Linked DNA regions of Homo sapiens: all the other regions are linked to region 1. A link is a contact called in ENCODE Hi-C or POLR2A ChIA-PET data. All regions are on one chromosome and are shown on one strand. Each heading gives the region's core, a stretch centred on a gene start or an enhancer-like site at or near the end of the contact. The rest is flanking DNA. Distances are from core to core; before and after follow the strand shown. Region 1 holds the start of TRADD (TNFRSF1A associated via death domain). Region 2 holds the start of ACD (ACD shelterin complex subunit and telomerase recruitment factor). Region 3 holds the start of ZDHHC1 (zDHHC palmitoyltransferase 1).

Evidence for each region. Hi-C counts contacts between places; a loop is a spot of excess contacts on that map. ChIA-PET counts read pairs that join two places held with the same protein, here RNA polymerase II (POLR2A). Pooled maps may share reads with other maps.
Region 2: a loop to region 1 is called in a map of GM12878, with 9 times the contacts of the local background. The contact joins the promoter of ACD here to the promoter of TRADD in region 1. A Hi-C loop is called at or near these places in 1 of 168 maps with a recorded cell type or tissue (GM12878) and 8 of 50 pooled maps. POLR2A ChIA-PET finds 5 or more read pairs at or near these places in 1 of 52 experiments (activated CD4-positive, alpha-beta T cell).
Region 3: a pooled map shows a loop between it and region 1 (3-fold over the local background). The contact joins the promoter of ZDHHC1 here to the promoter of TRADD in region 1. A Hi-C loop is called at or near these places in 3 of 50 pooled maps. POLR2A ChIA-PET finds 5 or more read pairs at or near these places in 4 of 52 experiments (HEK293, RWPE1, T-cell and 1 more).

What each region holds. Positions count from the first base shown.
Region 1 is chr16:67,158,030-67,162,243 of GRCh38, forward strand. It overlaps TRADD (TNFRSF1A associated via death domain), which reads right to left and starts at 1,880. Exons shown (of 5, transcript NM_003789.4): 1 at 1,809-1,880. FBXL8 (F-box and leucine rich repeat protein 8) reads left to right here and starts at 1,928. Exons shown (of 3, transcript NM_018378.3): 1 at 1,928-2,027; 2 at 3,706-3,908. The coding sequence starts at 3,757. RefSeq lists enhancers at 1,049-1,308, 3,856-4,214 and silencers at 1,909-2,048, 3,069-3,158.
Region 2 is chr16:67,658,538-67,662,751 of GRCh38, forward strand. It overlaps ACD (ACD shelterin complex subunit and telomerase recruitment factor), which reads right to left and starts at 1,723. Exons shown (of 12, transcript NM_001082486.2): 1 at 1,585-1,723; 2 at 1,366-1,508; 3 at 1,165-1,258; 4 at 1,000-1,076; 5 at 838-882; 6 at 692-726; 7 at 391-542; 8 at 183-279; 9 at 18-104. The coding sequence starts at 1,683. PARD6A (par-6 family cell polarity regulator alpha) reads left to right here and starts at 2,423. Exons shown (of 3, transcript NM_001037281.2): 1 at 2,423-2,564; 2 at 2,918-3,140; 3 at 3,359-4,214. The coding sequence starts at 2,502. The coding sequence ends at 4,110. RefSeq lists an enhancer at 1,053-1,636 and silencers at 1,790-1,899, 2,210-2,689.
Region 3 is chr16:67,414,480-67,418,693 of GRCh38, forward strand. ZDHHC1 (zDHHC palmitoyltransferase 1) reads right to left here and starts at 1,998. Exons shown (of 12, transcript NM_001323627.2): 1 at 1,692-1,998. It overlaps LOC124903702 (a long non-coding RNA gene), which reads left to right and starts at 1,424. Exons shown (of 2, transcript XR_007065093.1): 1 at 1,424-1,664. RefSeq lists a silencer at 1,665-2,054 and an enhancer at 1,887-2,544.

The DNA of each region.
Region 1 (4,214 bases), core at 630-3,129:
GTTAGCTATGGGGCAGGACAGATGGGGTGGCCCAGCTGCCATCTGTTTACATGAGGAACAGGAAGCTGTCCTCCTGCCCTGGCCTCCCAAAGTGCTGCGATTACAGGAGTAAGGCACTACTCTCGACCTTTGTTTTTTCAATTGTCTTGTTTTTGAGACAGGGTCTTGCTCTGTCACCCAGGCTGGAGTGCAGTGGCACTATCGCAGCTCACTGCAGCCTTGACCTTCCCAGCTCAAGCAACCCTCTCACCTCAACCTTTCAAGTAGCTGGGACTTTAGGCACACGCCGCCATGCCTGGCTAGTTTTTGTATTTTTAGTAGAGATGGAGTTTCACCATGTTGCCCAGGCTGGTCTCAAACTCCTGGGCTCAAGCGATCTGCCCACCTCAGCTTCCCAAAGTGCTGGGTTACAGGTGTGAGGCACCACACCCAGCCTTCTAATCTTTTCATAGAAAACATTAATACTTGTGTACTTACGCCAAACCACAGTCTGGATAGTAACAGGAAGTTTGCATTTTGTTTATCTCTGGGCAGGATGAAGGAAGGTAGGTGGGGGTGGGGAAGGATTGTGGGTGATTTTTATTTTCTTTGTATTTAGCAATATTTTCTGCTTTATGTGAAGTAGACATATTTTCTTTGTATTAAAAGAGCAAAATAAATTTGTTTTCTTTAAAAGCAAAACAAGAAAAAACAGGAAACTCTGCAGGTGACAAGTGGGTCCATAATAGGGAGCCAGCCACGGAGGTGAGATAAGGGGGGAGTCCTTCGAAAGTGGCCTGGGGAGTAGGAGAGAGTGGGAACTTCCCCTGGAAACATTCCCTCTTTCATGTCTTTCTGGCCCCTTGACTTGAGAGTGCTTGACTTGGTTATGGTCCCACCCCAAGGGGTGGAAGTGGGGACCGAACAGGACCATTGTCTGCCCATCAGGTCTGTGGGGGTCGAGGGGGAGGTGGGGAGTACTGGGAACCTGGAGACTGGGGATGCTTTCTCACACTCACTAGTACTAGAAGATGGGGAAGGTGAACCAGGCTGGAGGTCGAGTTAACAGGGTAAAGAGGCCAGGGCCCTAGTTTCGCATCCGCCGACTGGCAGCTCTTCTTACGTGTTCTTTCACGGAAGCCCCTCCTTGGGAAGCCCCGCGCCCCACCCACCAGGAGTCGTCCCTTTTTGGGCGGGGCTGAGGCTTCCAGGCTGGGTCCTGAGAAAGTTTGGTGGCCGGAGACTGTGGGGCGCTTAGGTACCGACCTAACAACTTCTGCGCCTGTTTCCAGGGACGAGCCACGCACGGTGCCCCCTGAACACCTAACAGTCCCGGGGGCAGCCCCACCTCTGGCTGGGTGGACAGAGACAGCCTGTGGGCGTGGCCCAGAACTGAAAGCCTGTGACTCCTTGCGACCCGCCGGGCACACCCCCTACTCAGCTACGCAGCTCCCGAGCGCTTGAGGGGAGCTTCCCAGGCTCCCACTAGCCCACCCTCAAGCTGGGGTTTCGCACGTGCGATCGGCTGGGGTGGGCAAGGGGGTCTCCGCTCAAGGAAAGTATTCAGAACCAGCCCCTTCTCCCCCACCCTCTCTCCTGCAGGGCCCTACTGCACCTCGAAAGTGCTGGCAGGGACGAGGAGCCTGCGGGGGCCAAATTCCGTACCGTCCCCCGCCTCCCACGGTGTTCGAACAGCTCAGTAGACCGCCGCCACCAGCTGGCTGGAGCAGCCGCCGGTGACATCTGCGCCGCGCCCACGCTTCGGAGCCAAGATCCACCTCCTCTCCCGCCCGCACCGGGGAGCCCACCCACCCACCTGCTGCACTAACCTGGCCGCCTCGGCGGGGCCTGGGTTCCCACGCCCGCCAGGCTCCGCTCTACTCCGCCGCTTCCGGGTGTGCGCGGAGGCGCTGGGGCGGTGCCCTAGCCCGAGCCGCCCCGTCCGCCCGCGCGTCCCGCCCCGCGGGCTCCCGGTGGCTGCTTCCCGTCCGCTGTCCTCTGCTGCCAGTCCCCTGCCCCGGGCAAAGCCCATCTGGTCCGCCGAGCAGGTAAGACACCAGCGCCCAAGGTTAGACGGCAGGAAGACCCGACTTTGGGGGTTTGCGATTCTTACGAGGCGGGGGGCTCGTAAGAGCTACAGCTGCCAGACTTCGGTAAATCAAGGGGGCGCCCCCTGGAGACCAGAATTTTCTGGTACCCCTGGGGATCCGGCTTCAAGATCGCTGCTACCAGTGGGCACTCAAAACGGGGTGCCCATGGGTCCCAGGTACAAGCCCGGCCGAACGTATCTGAAGCCCCAGGAAACACGTGGCACAAATTCCGGGAGAAACTGTTAGCCCGGAAGATATGGGAACATTAACTGGCGAGTAGTGTGAAGCCTTGTGTACACAAACCTTTAAGAACCTTAAAACAAGATTGGCGGCCGGGCGCGGTGGCTCACGCCTGTAATCCCAGCACTTTGGAAGGCCGAGGCAGGTGGATCACCTGAGGTCAGGAGTTTGAGACCAGCCTGGCCAATATGGTGAAACCCCGTCTCTACTAAAAATACAAAAATTAGCCCGGCGAGGTGGCGCGCGCCTGGAGTCCCAGCTACTCGGGAGGCTGAGGCAGAAGAATCGCTTGAACCCGCGAGGCGGAGTTTGCAGTGAGCCGAGATCTCGCCACTGCACTCCAGCCTGGGCGACACAGCTAGATTCCGTCTCAAAACAAAACAAAACAAAAACAAACAGGATTGGCAACTTCAAAGAGGACGCACACTTTCCAGTAACCCATCCCCCTCTAAAGGCTGCGCTCCAGGGTGGGTCTGCGGAGTTCCAGCCGAACCCAAATTGCTCAGCGGGAGCCAGGGCTGCTCAGGGGTCGGAACTTAAATCTTGAGCCCCTCAGGCCCCAGAACCGTCAGGTCCCAGAGACCCAAGTTTTTTTTCATCCAGTGGGGCTGTCTTAGGAAGCACCCGGGACATCTCCCCGGCGAGGCGGAGGCGGGGAAGGAGCCTCCCCTCCAGGGGTGGATCCAGCTTTGCCCCGCCCACGCCTCGCTTCCTGATTGGCTCATGGTCCCTGACAAAGAAAAGCCTACATTAACGCTCCCGCCTTATTAACCCTGTAGTCACTTTCTACTAACCGGCGGGGTTAAGATGGGGTTTCTCAGGCCGGGCGCGGTGGCTCATGCCCGTAATCCCAGCACTTTGGGAGGCCCAGGCGGGCCGATCGCTTGAGCCTAGGAGTTCGAGGTCAGTCTGGGCAACAAAGCGAGACCTCGTCTCTGCAACAAAATTACAAAAATTAGCCAGGCGTGGTGGCGTGCCCCTGTAGTCCCAGCTACTCGGGAGGCTGAGGTGGGAGGATTGCTTGAGCCCGGGAGACTGAGGGTGCAGTGAGTTGTGATTGCGCCACTGCACTCCAGCCTGGGTAAAGAGCGAGACCCTGTCTCAAAAAAAAAGAAAAAAAAAAAAAAAAGTGGGAGGGGAGTTCTCAACGTGGAACCTGTGGAGTCACAGGGGCTTGTTGAAATGCAGATTCCTGGGCCTTACCCTTTCCGGAGAGCCTGATTTAGTAGGTGAGGCGGTGAAATCTGCTTTGTGAACAAGTTTCGGGGTTATCTGATGCCCCACGCTGTCTGAGAGGCCCTCAGTTCCTCAGGCCACAAGCATTTGTACACCTAAGCTCGGTCTTCCTGCAACACTTTGCGCCTTCCCGACCTCAGAGACGTCCGTCTCTCTCCAGGCCGGAGCTATTGGGAGTGGCGGATCCTCCCACCCCAGCCGGATCTGGGCCATGGCCGAGCCTGGAGAGGGACTGCCAGAGGAGGTGCTGGCACTCATCTTCCGCCACCTGTCCCTGAGAGACCGTGCTGCCGCCGCCAGGGTCTGCAGGGCCTGGGCCGCCGCTGCTACCTGCAGCGCCGTGTGGCACGACACAAAAATCAGGTGAGCCTGCTCCTCCACACTCCTCTCCCCACCGCCCACTCACCTTCTCCGTGGAGTCGTGGGCTAGGTAGATATTCAGGTTGACTCCCCCATATTAAAAAATAATTGCTGGCCGGGCGTGGTGGCTCATGCCTGTAATCCCAGCACTTTGGCAGGCCGAGGCGGGTGGATCACCTGAGGTCAGGAGTTTGAGACCAGCCTGGCCACCATGCTGAAACCCCGTCTCTACTAAAATACAAAAACTAGCCGGGCATGGTGGTGGGCGCCTATAATTCTAGCTACTCGGGAGGCTGAGGCACAAGAATC
Region 2 (4,214 bases), core at 473-2,972, 500 kb after region 1:
CCTGTGCATCACCTCACCTGAGGAACTGGGTGAGGAAGGAGGAGAGGCTATGAGGGTCAGAGATAGGTCCTGCAGAGCCGGGTCTGGTGGGGGCAGCTCAGGGCCTGGGGGGTTCAGGAAGTCTTATCAGCACTGTGGACCTGGGCCCCAGGTATCCCCCCAACCTCTCCAGTCCCCCTTACCCTGTGTCCTCTGACAGGGGCCTAGAGAGCTCAGAATTAGCTGGTCATTCTCAGAGATGCACAGCATTGAGCTGGGGACAGTGTACACAGCTTCTCCCTGTGGGACATGAACTCTGTAGGACAGGCCCGTTTACTCTCATGTCCTGTGGGATATGACCCTTGCCCAACTCCTCACCCTGACATCTCCCAAGCAAATCCCCAGACTGACCGTGGCCTTGCATCGTGAGGCAGCCCAGTGGGTGACAGGGGGTGCTGTGCAAGGGCCCTCCAGTGTCAGGCAGCTTTCAGCCAGGCACACGAGTGCCCCCTGATGCTCCTGGTCCTCCCGCATTTCATCCAGAAGCTGGGACAGTGATAGGCCTGGGGACAGGGGACCATGGGATGAGTCAAGGCTTAAAGGGGAGGACCAGGAGGGTGAGGGGGAAGACAGCTTATTGAGGAAGCATAAGGTTAAGGCTGGAGAGATCACTGCACAGCGTGTTAGGATCACTGGTCAAGCTCTACAGTACCTGCATTGGACGAGGTGGACTCTGAAAGGTGCTCCCTACAGGAAGAGAGTGGCCAGGACTCAGGAACCATGCTGAGGCCTGTCTACCTAGATACACCATCCCCTCACCAAACAACACGTGGCCCCCGAGCCCAACCCCAGACTCACTCAAGGCAGTCATAGAGCTTTTTCTGAACATCTAAGTCTTGGTTGCTAAGAAAAAGAGAAGGGTAGTTAATGGGGGCCCAAGCCCTCCTACCCCATAGGCGTCTGCCAGCGCCGGCCAGGCTGGGGTGGGGAGAGCTGCTGGAGGGCGGAGGCATCACTTACCAACCAGGCACCCGTAGCCGGGGCTGCTCCGTGGGCAGCAGGCTGAAGCGGTCCACCTGGAGATAGAACTCTGCGGGCTGGAGGAGTTCGGGGGGAAGGGGGGGTCTCAGAATCGTCACGAAGAGTCATGCCCGGTAACCCGCCCAAGGCAGTCTCACCACTCACCGCGCCGCCCTCAGCGACCTGGACATGAACCCCGCAGTCCTGCAGCAGCAGCAGCCGGCCCTCTGTCCCGCGGAAGCCGAACTCCTTCTCCTCCCTGCAACAAGCAGGATCCTCACTGCCGGGCCCACCTGAACACAAGGCCCGCCCACCTCGCGCTCTCCTGCCGGACTCCGACCTCCAGAGCCGCGCGGGGCCTCTCACCAGTCCGAGGTGTCCAGGGCCTCCCGCGTCACCAGGCATCGGACACTGTGGGTCCCGTCAGACACAAGCAGCGTGGCCCCGACGTCGGACGTATCAGGGGCGTGGGATGGGCCCGCGACCGCGGCCTCGGCGTCCTGTAGTACCTGACGGCGGCGAGCGGCGTCAATCCCACCACCCCGGGCCTCCGCCTCGGTCTCCGGGCCCTGAATGGGGGCTCACCTCAAGCAGCTGCCCGGCTCGTGGACTGGAGGGTGTCTCTGACCCCAGAATCAGCTCCCGAATCCAGGGCCGTAGGACCAGCCTCCCCGAACCTGCCATCCCCACGGCTACACCCAGCGGATGCAACGGGCCCGGGTTTCCCGCGGGCGCCCAGGCCCCGCCTTTCCTCGGAAGAGGAAGCTCCTTCGCTGGGCGGGGCCGGAGGAGGAGGCCCCGCCCACGTACACCCCGCGCCTGCGCACGAGGGCGTCCTGCTCGGGGGCCTGTGTGCAGACTCCCGCTGGTCCACCCCGCTGGTGCACGGGATGCTGGCCCGTTTACTCTCATCGCGGCGTCACTCTGACAGCGGCCAGGCATTTGGGCCGTTCGTCAAGATTCCTGTGGTACCGGTAGGGAACAGAACAAGGGCTGGTCCCGTCCCTGGAGAGGGTTCCAGGGCCGGAGGCTGAGGCCGAGTGCCGTCCGAGCGAGTTGACTCGAAACCATTTCAGCACCGTGTGACCCCCGAACGGTTCAGCACATATTTATTATGACTCAGTTTCCTCATCTACACAGTGCACGGTCTTGTAAGGCCAGTGGAAATAAGAGCACACACACAGCGCTAAATAAATGGTACTTCCTTCGCCCTCCCCTCGGATTGGCGGAGCCCTGCTCCCCAGACTCCGGGGGCGCGCGGACCTCAGCGTGATGACGCAAGAGCGGAGGACGGCTCCTCTCCATCCACGGCTCCGTTTCCTAGGAAACGTGGACTCCGCGTTCCACTCTGCGTCGCTGCCCCCTTGACGTCACGCTCCGGATGGGAAGGCGGGGCGTGTGCTACCGCCAGGGGCGGGGCGGCGCGGGCGGGCCGGCCGGGCTGTGCACCTGCGCCTCGGCGGGCCGCCTGGGGCACCGTCCCCGGCCCGCCCGGCCCCGCCATGGCCCGGCCGCAGAGGACTCCGGCGCGCAGTCCCGATAGCATCGTCGAGGTGAAGAGCAAAGTAAGGGCTCCTCCGGCCTCGGCCCTAGGCGCTCCCAATTCCCTCTTTCTCCCCTTCCCAGCTCCTTGGTCCCCGCCACCTCTTCCCTCTATCCTCCAAGTCCCATTCTGCTTTTCTGCTCGCCTTCCCCCATCCGTCTTCCTTCCTCCACTGCTGGTCTCCAGCTCTCTGTGGCCTGAGTACCTGGAGGGCGGTAAGAAGACCTTGGACAGCGTCCCTGGTACTGGAGCTGAGGTCTGGGCTTAAGGCTGCCGCAAAAGCGGCAGCCGCATCTTTCCCATTCCTGCCAGCCTGCGGTGAGAAAGGGGCGCAGGCTGTCCTGACTCCTCCTCTCCCCCAACCCCGACTTCCAGTTTGACGCCGAGTTCCGACGCTTCGCGCTGCCTCGCGCTTCGGTGAGCGGCTTCCAGGAGTTCTCGCGGTTGCTGCGGGCGGTGCACCAGATCCCGGGCCTGGACGTGCTACTTGGCTATACGGATGCTCATGGCGACCTGCTGCCCCTCACCAACGACGACAGCCTGCACCGGGCCCTGGCCAGCGGGCCCCCGCCACTGCGCCTACTGGTGCAGAAGCGGGGTGAGGAGGGGTACAGTGGGCAGCCTCTGTGGGGTAAGGTGTCTGTGGGGCAGGTCTACAAGGGTTAGTCCATGCCCAGGGTACCCAAGCGTCACCCTCTGCAGTCCCTGCCCTTGGCTTGACCTCTAAGTGGTAGGAAATAGCTACAGTGCCCCCTGTAAACAGCCCAAGTCGGGGAGCAGGTCTCTGATCTCAACATCCCCCCTCTTCTGCAGCAGAAGCTGACTCCAGCGGCCTGGCTTTTGCCTCCAACTCTCTGCAGCGGCGCAAGAAAGGGCTCTTGCTGCGGCCAGTGGCACCCCTGCGCACCCGGCCACCCTTGCTAATCAGCCTGCCCCAAGATTTCCGCCAGGTTTCCTCAGTCATAGACGTGGACCTACTGCCTGAGACCCACCGACGGGTGCGGCTGCACAAGCATGGTTCAGACCGCCCCCTGGGCTTCTACATCCGAGATGGCATGAGCGTGCGTGTGGCTCCCCAGGGCCTGGAGCGGGTTCCAGGAATCTTCATCTCCCGCCTGGTACGTGGGGGTCTGGCTGAGAGTACAGGGCTGCTGGCGGTCAGTGATGAGATCCTCGAGGTCAATGGCATTGAAGTAGCCGGGAAGACCTTGGACCAAGTGACGGACATGATGGTTGCCAACAGCCATAACCTCATTGTCACTGTCAAGCCCGCCAACCAGCGCAATAACGTGGTGCGAGGGGCATCTGGGCGTTTGACAGGTCCTCCCTCTGCAGGGCCTGGGCCTGCTGAGCCTGATAGTGACGATGACAGCAGTGACCTGGTCATTGAGAACCGCCAGCCTCCCAGTTCCAATGGGCTGTCTCAGGGGCCCCCGTGCTGGGACCTGCACCCTGGCTGCCGACATCCTGGTACCCGCAGCTCTCTGCCCTCCCTGGATGACCAGGAGCAGGCCAGTTCTGGCTGGGGGAGTCGCATTCGAGGAGATGGTAGTGGCTTCAGCCTCTGACAGTCAGGATGAAGCCCCATGCCACTCCACACTGCTGGGACATGGCAGGGACTTCACAGTGGGGGTTTTTAGCTGGCTCACAGGGCTCCCTCAGCCTGGGGAAC
Region 3 (4,214 bases), core at 748-3,247, 260 kb after region 1:
CCAAACCTCCAGCATCGCTCTCCTACAGTGTTTGCATGATAATAACCAACACCAGCATTTAGAATGCACTTATTCTGTGCCAGGCACTGTTTCAGTGGAATTCACTCATTCAATCCTCATAGAGCTCTAAGGAAGGTCCTATCATTTCCAACTGTTCTTGTAGATCCCTGTAGTCACTGATTTCAGATGTGACTGGCCTCTCACTTCCTCATAAAAAACATACAGAACACCCACTCCCATCATGAGGACACTGAGGCTCAGAGACACTAAATGAGTTATTTTAGGAGGCACAGCTAGATTGGCAGAACTAGGATGGCCCTCAACTGACTTCCCGGTATGTCTGTCACAACCATGCTGCTCAGCAGCCAGAGTGAAGTGAGCTTTTCAAACGTGAAACTCATCCAAACTCTTCTTTGGGAGGCCAAGGTGGCTGGATCACCTGAGGTCAGGAGTTCAAGACCAGCCTGGCCAACATGTTGAAACCCCGTTTCTACTAAAAATACAAAAATTAGCTGGGTGTGGTGGCAGGCGCCTGTAATCCCAGACTTGGGGGGCTGAGGCAGGAGAATCGCTTGAACCCGGGAGGTGGAGGTTGCAGTGAGCCGAGATTGTGCCATTGCAGTCCAGCCTGGGTGACAGAGCGAGACTCCATCTGGAAAATAAAAATAAAAATAAACAAAAAATAAAAAACTCTTCTGCCGCTTGCAGTGGCTCACACCTGTAATCCCAGCACTTTGGGAGGCTGAGGCAAGAGGATCCCTTGAGACCAGGAGCTCGAGACCAGCCTGGGCAAAATAGTAAGACCTCATCTCTACCAAAACCTTAAAAAATTAGCTGAGCGTGGTGGCGGGTATCTGTAGTCTCAGCTACTTGGGAGGCTGAGGCGGGAGGATCGCTTGAGCCCGGGAGCCGGAGCCTGCGGTGACCCATGTTCACACCACAGCACTCCAGCCTGGGTGACAAAGGGAGACCTTGTCTCAAAAAAATAAAAAATTGGCTGGGAACGGTGGCTCACACCTGTAATCCCAACGCTTTCGGAGGCCGAGGCGGGTGGATCACCTGAGGTCAGGAGTTCGAGAACAGCCTGGCCAACATGGTGAAACCCCGTCCCTACTAAAAATATAAAACTTAGCCGGGCGTGGCGGCGGGCGCCTGTAATCCCAGCTACTCCAGAGGCTGAGGCAGCAGAATGGCTTGAACCCGGGAGGCGGAGGTTGCAATGACCCGAGTCGTGCCACTGCGCTCCATCCAGCCTGGGTGACAAGAGCGAAACTCCGTCTCAAAGAAAAAACTAAAACTCTTCCCATGGTTTCCTTTTAAAACAGACCCTCCATGACCAACCCCTCCATTTCAATACCAGAGAGCCTAACCCGACCTGAAATCACTTTAGTCATGTATGACATCCGCTTCCCAGCCCCCTTCCTTAATGCTCTGGGTTCTGGAGACAGACCACGTCTGTTGGGAGTCCTCTGTGCCCACGCCTGGCACAGAGCCTGGCAAAGAGTAAGCGCTCAAGGAAGATCTGTGAACTTGATGCATGCTAAAAGGAAGCCCCGCGCTCTGCCGGGGCCCTGGAACTCAGGCCACCGGCTCCAGGCGGAAGCGAGCCCAAAGCCGGCCAGGCGGCAGCATCCGCTACCCCGTGGCTCAAGCCAGGCTCCGAGGTGAGAAACCGGGCGGGGACTCCTCACCTGCGCGCCGCGGAGGCCGTGCCAGATGGGCCCTGCCAAAGTCAGCCAGAGGTTCGGGCCCCACGCCTGGCCTTCCACCCTCCCCGGGGCAGCCGCGCCTCAGACCCTCGCGGTAGGGACGGTCCCCGGGACTGGGCGGCAACGCGCCCGGGAGCGGGGCCCCATCCCGGACGGAGACTGGGCCGGTGAGTCCTCGAGCTCTGGCTCTGGCTCCGGCTCCGGCTCCGGCTCCGGCTCCGGCTCCGGCTCCAGCAGGCTGGAGGGGCGGCCAGGCCAGACCCAGACTGGCTGGGCCTCGTCCGGCGCTGGGCCCGTTCCCCTGACAACGGCGCGGGCTACGGCGCCCCACAGCGGCCAAACCGCGCTGCGTCACTCCGCGCCGGTCCCCCGGCCAGGGCGGGGCTTGCCAGGGACCCTCTTGGTGCCCCAGTCGGCCCATTCCCAGATTCTTCCTAACCTTTCGTCTAGAAAATCCGCTTTTCCCTACTCCCGAGTCACAGCTTGTCTCCCCGAAATCCTAACATCTCAAAAGCGCCCCCTTCCAGTTTCTATCCTGAGACCACCGCTCTCAAGAAGAGACCTCCCCCAACCCCAGTCAACCTGCACACTTCAATGAGCGTATGTGCTGGAACATCCATGATATCCCGACCCTTCCGGGAGCTTACAGGTTAAGAGGCAAACAGATCTAGACAAATAAATTACACCACTAAAAATGCAGGTACCCCAGAATATAAAGCGAGAAGCGTAAGAGCTTAAAATAAGCAGCACAAAATATCTCATTTATTTATTGCCTTTAAATCAAGCAAAAATCAAGCCCCAATCTTCCAGGCTGATGGGAAATTCAGTCTTTTTCTATTTTTTAAACTGGTCTCTGTTACCCAGGCTGGAGTGCAGTGGCACGATCACGGCTCTCTGCAGCCTCGAACTCCTGGGCTCAGGCGATCCTCCCGCCTCAGCCTCCAGAGTAGCTAGGACTACAGGCGAACACCACCACGCCCGACTAATTTTCGCATTTTTTTGTAGAGGCGTGGTTTTGCCATGTTGCCCAGGCTGGTTTCGAACTCCTGAACTCAAGCGACCCGCCCACCTCAGCCTCCAAAAGTGCTAGGATTACAGGCGTGAGCCCCTGCCCGGCCGGGAAATTCAGTCTCAGTCTCCACTGTACTCCTTTTAGCTAGGTAATTCCAAAGGACTCATGTTTTCCTATAGCAAAAAACAACAATCAAAAACAAATAAGCAAAAAACTCTCTGGTCAGGGTTTTGTCTGGTACTGAGGCCACAACCATTGCTCCAGTCCACAAAGATTTTCAGGTTTGGGCTCTATGAGGCCATCCCTGCCTGAGGCCCCTGCCTCTCCCTGGGGCTGCCAGGGACAGACACCTGCTTCCTCTGCTCCATGGCCTGCAGCCTCCCTTCCCTTTCTCTACCTGGGAGACTTCCCTGCTAACTTGGTTTCCCTAAAAGTCCCCTCTCCTCTTCTCCTTGTGGACACTCAGAATGGAATCTTCTATGAGCTCAGGCTTTCTCAAAAGACAGGAAGACACTTTGTCTTCTGCTATCTGTCCTGTGCGCATCTCCAAGGCAGATATGACAGATAGGGAAAGAAAACATCCTTATCTCTAAAATGTATAAGTCACAAGCATACTTATTGTATGTTTTATTAGGCAACATAACTACTCCTTCTCTGTCACATGACAGGTGTGTGGGTCCTTGTGCAAGTGACATAACCTATTACTTAAATTCTTGTTTTCAAGACTGATAAACTCAAACTCAATGTGAGATAAATATCAATGCTATTCTGGCTTCAGAGTACAAGCTGACTACTTAACTCTTATCTGGAATTGGAAAACTTCGGGTCAAACAGAGATCATGACCCAGAAATCAAGGTGAAGGATGAGGCTGGATGCAGTGGCTCACACCTGTAATCCCAGCACTTTAAGGAGGCTGAGGCAGGAAAATCACTTGAAGCCAGGAGTTTGAGACCAGCCTGGGATACATAGAGAGACTCCCATCTCTACAAAAGATGAAAAAAAATAGCTGGGCCTGGTGGCCTGTGCCTATAGTCCCAGCTACTCACGAGGCTGGGGCAGGAGAAAAGAATCACTTGAGTTCGGGAGTTCAAGATTGCAGTGAATTACGATCATGCCACTGCACTCCAGCCTGGGTGAAAGTAAGATCTTATCTCTCAGCTGGTCTCAGTGGCTCACACCTGTAATCCCAACACTTTGGGAGGCCAAGGCAGGTGGATCATGAGGTCAGGAGATCGAGACCATCCTGGCTAACACGGTGAAACCCCATCTCCACTAAAAGTACAAAGTAAGCCAGGCGTGATGGCATGTGCCTGTAGTCCCAGCTACTCGGGAGGCTGAGGCAAGAGAATGGCTTGAACCCAGGAGGCAGAGGTTGCAGTGACCCGAGATCGCACCACTCTACTCCAGCCTGAGTGACAGAGTGAGACTCTGTCACACACAAAAAAAATCTTATCTCTCTCTCTCTCTCTTTTTTTTTTTTTTTTGAGACGGA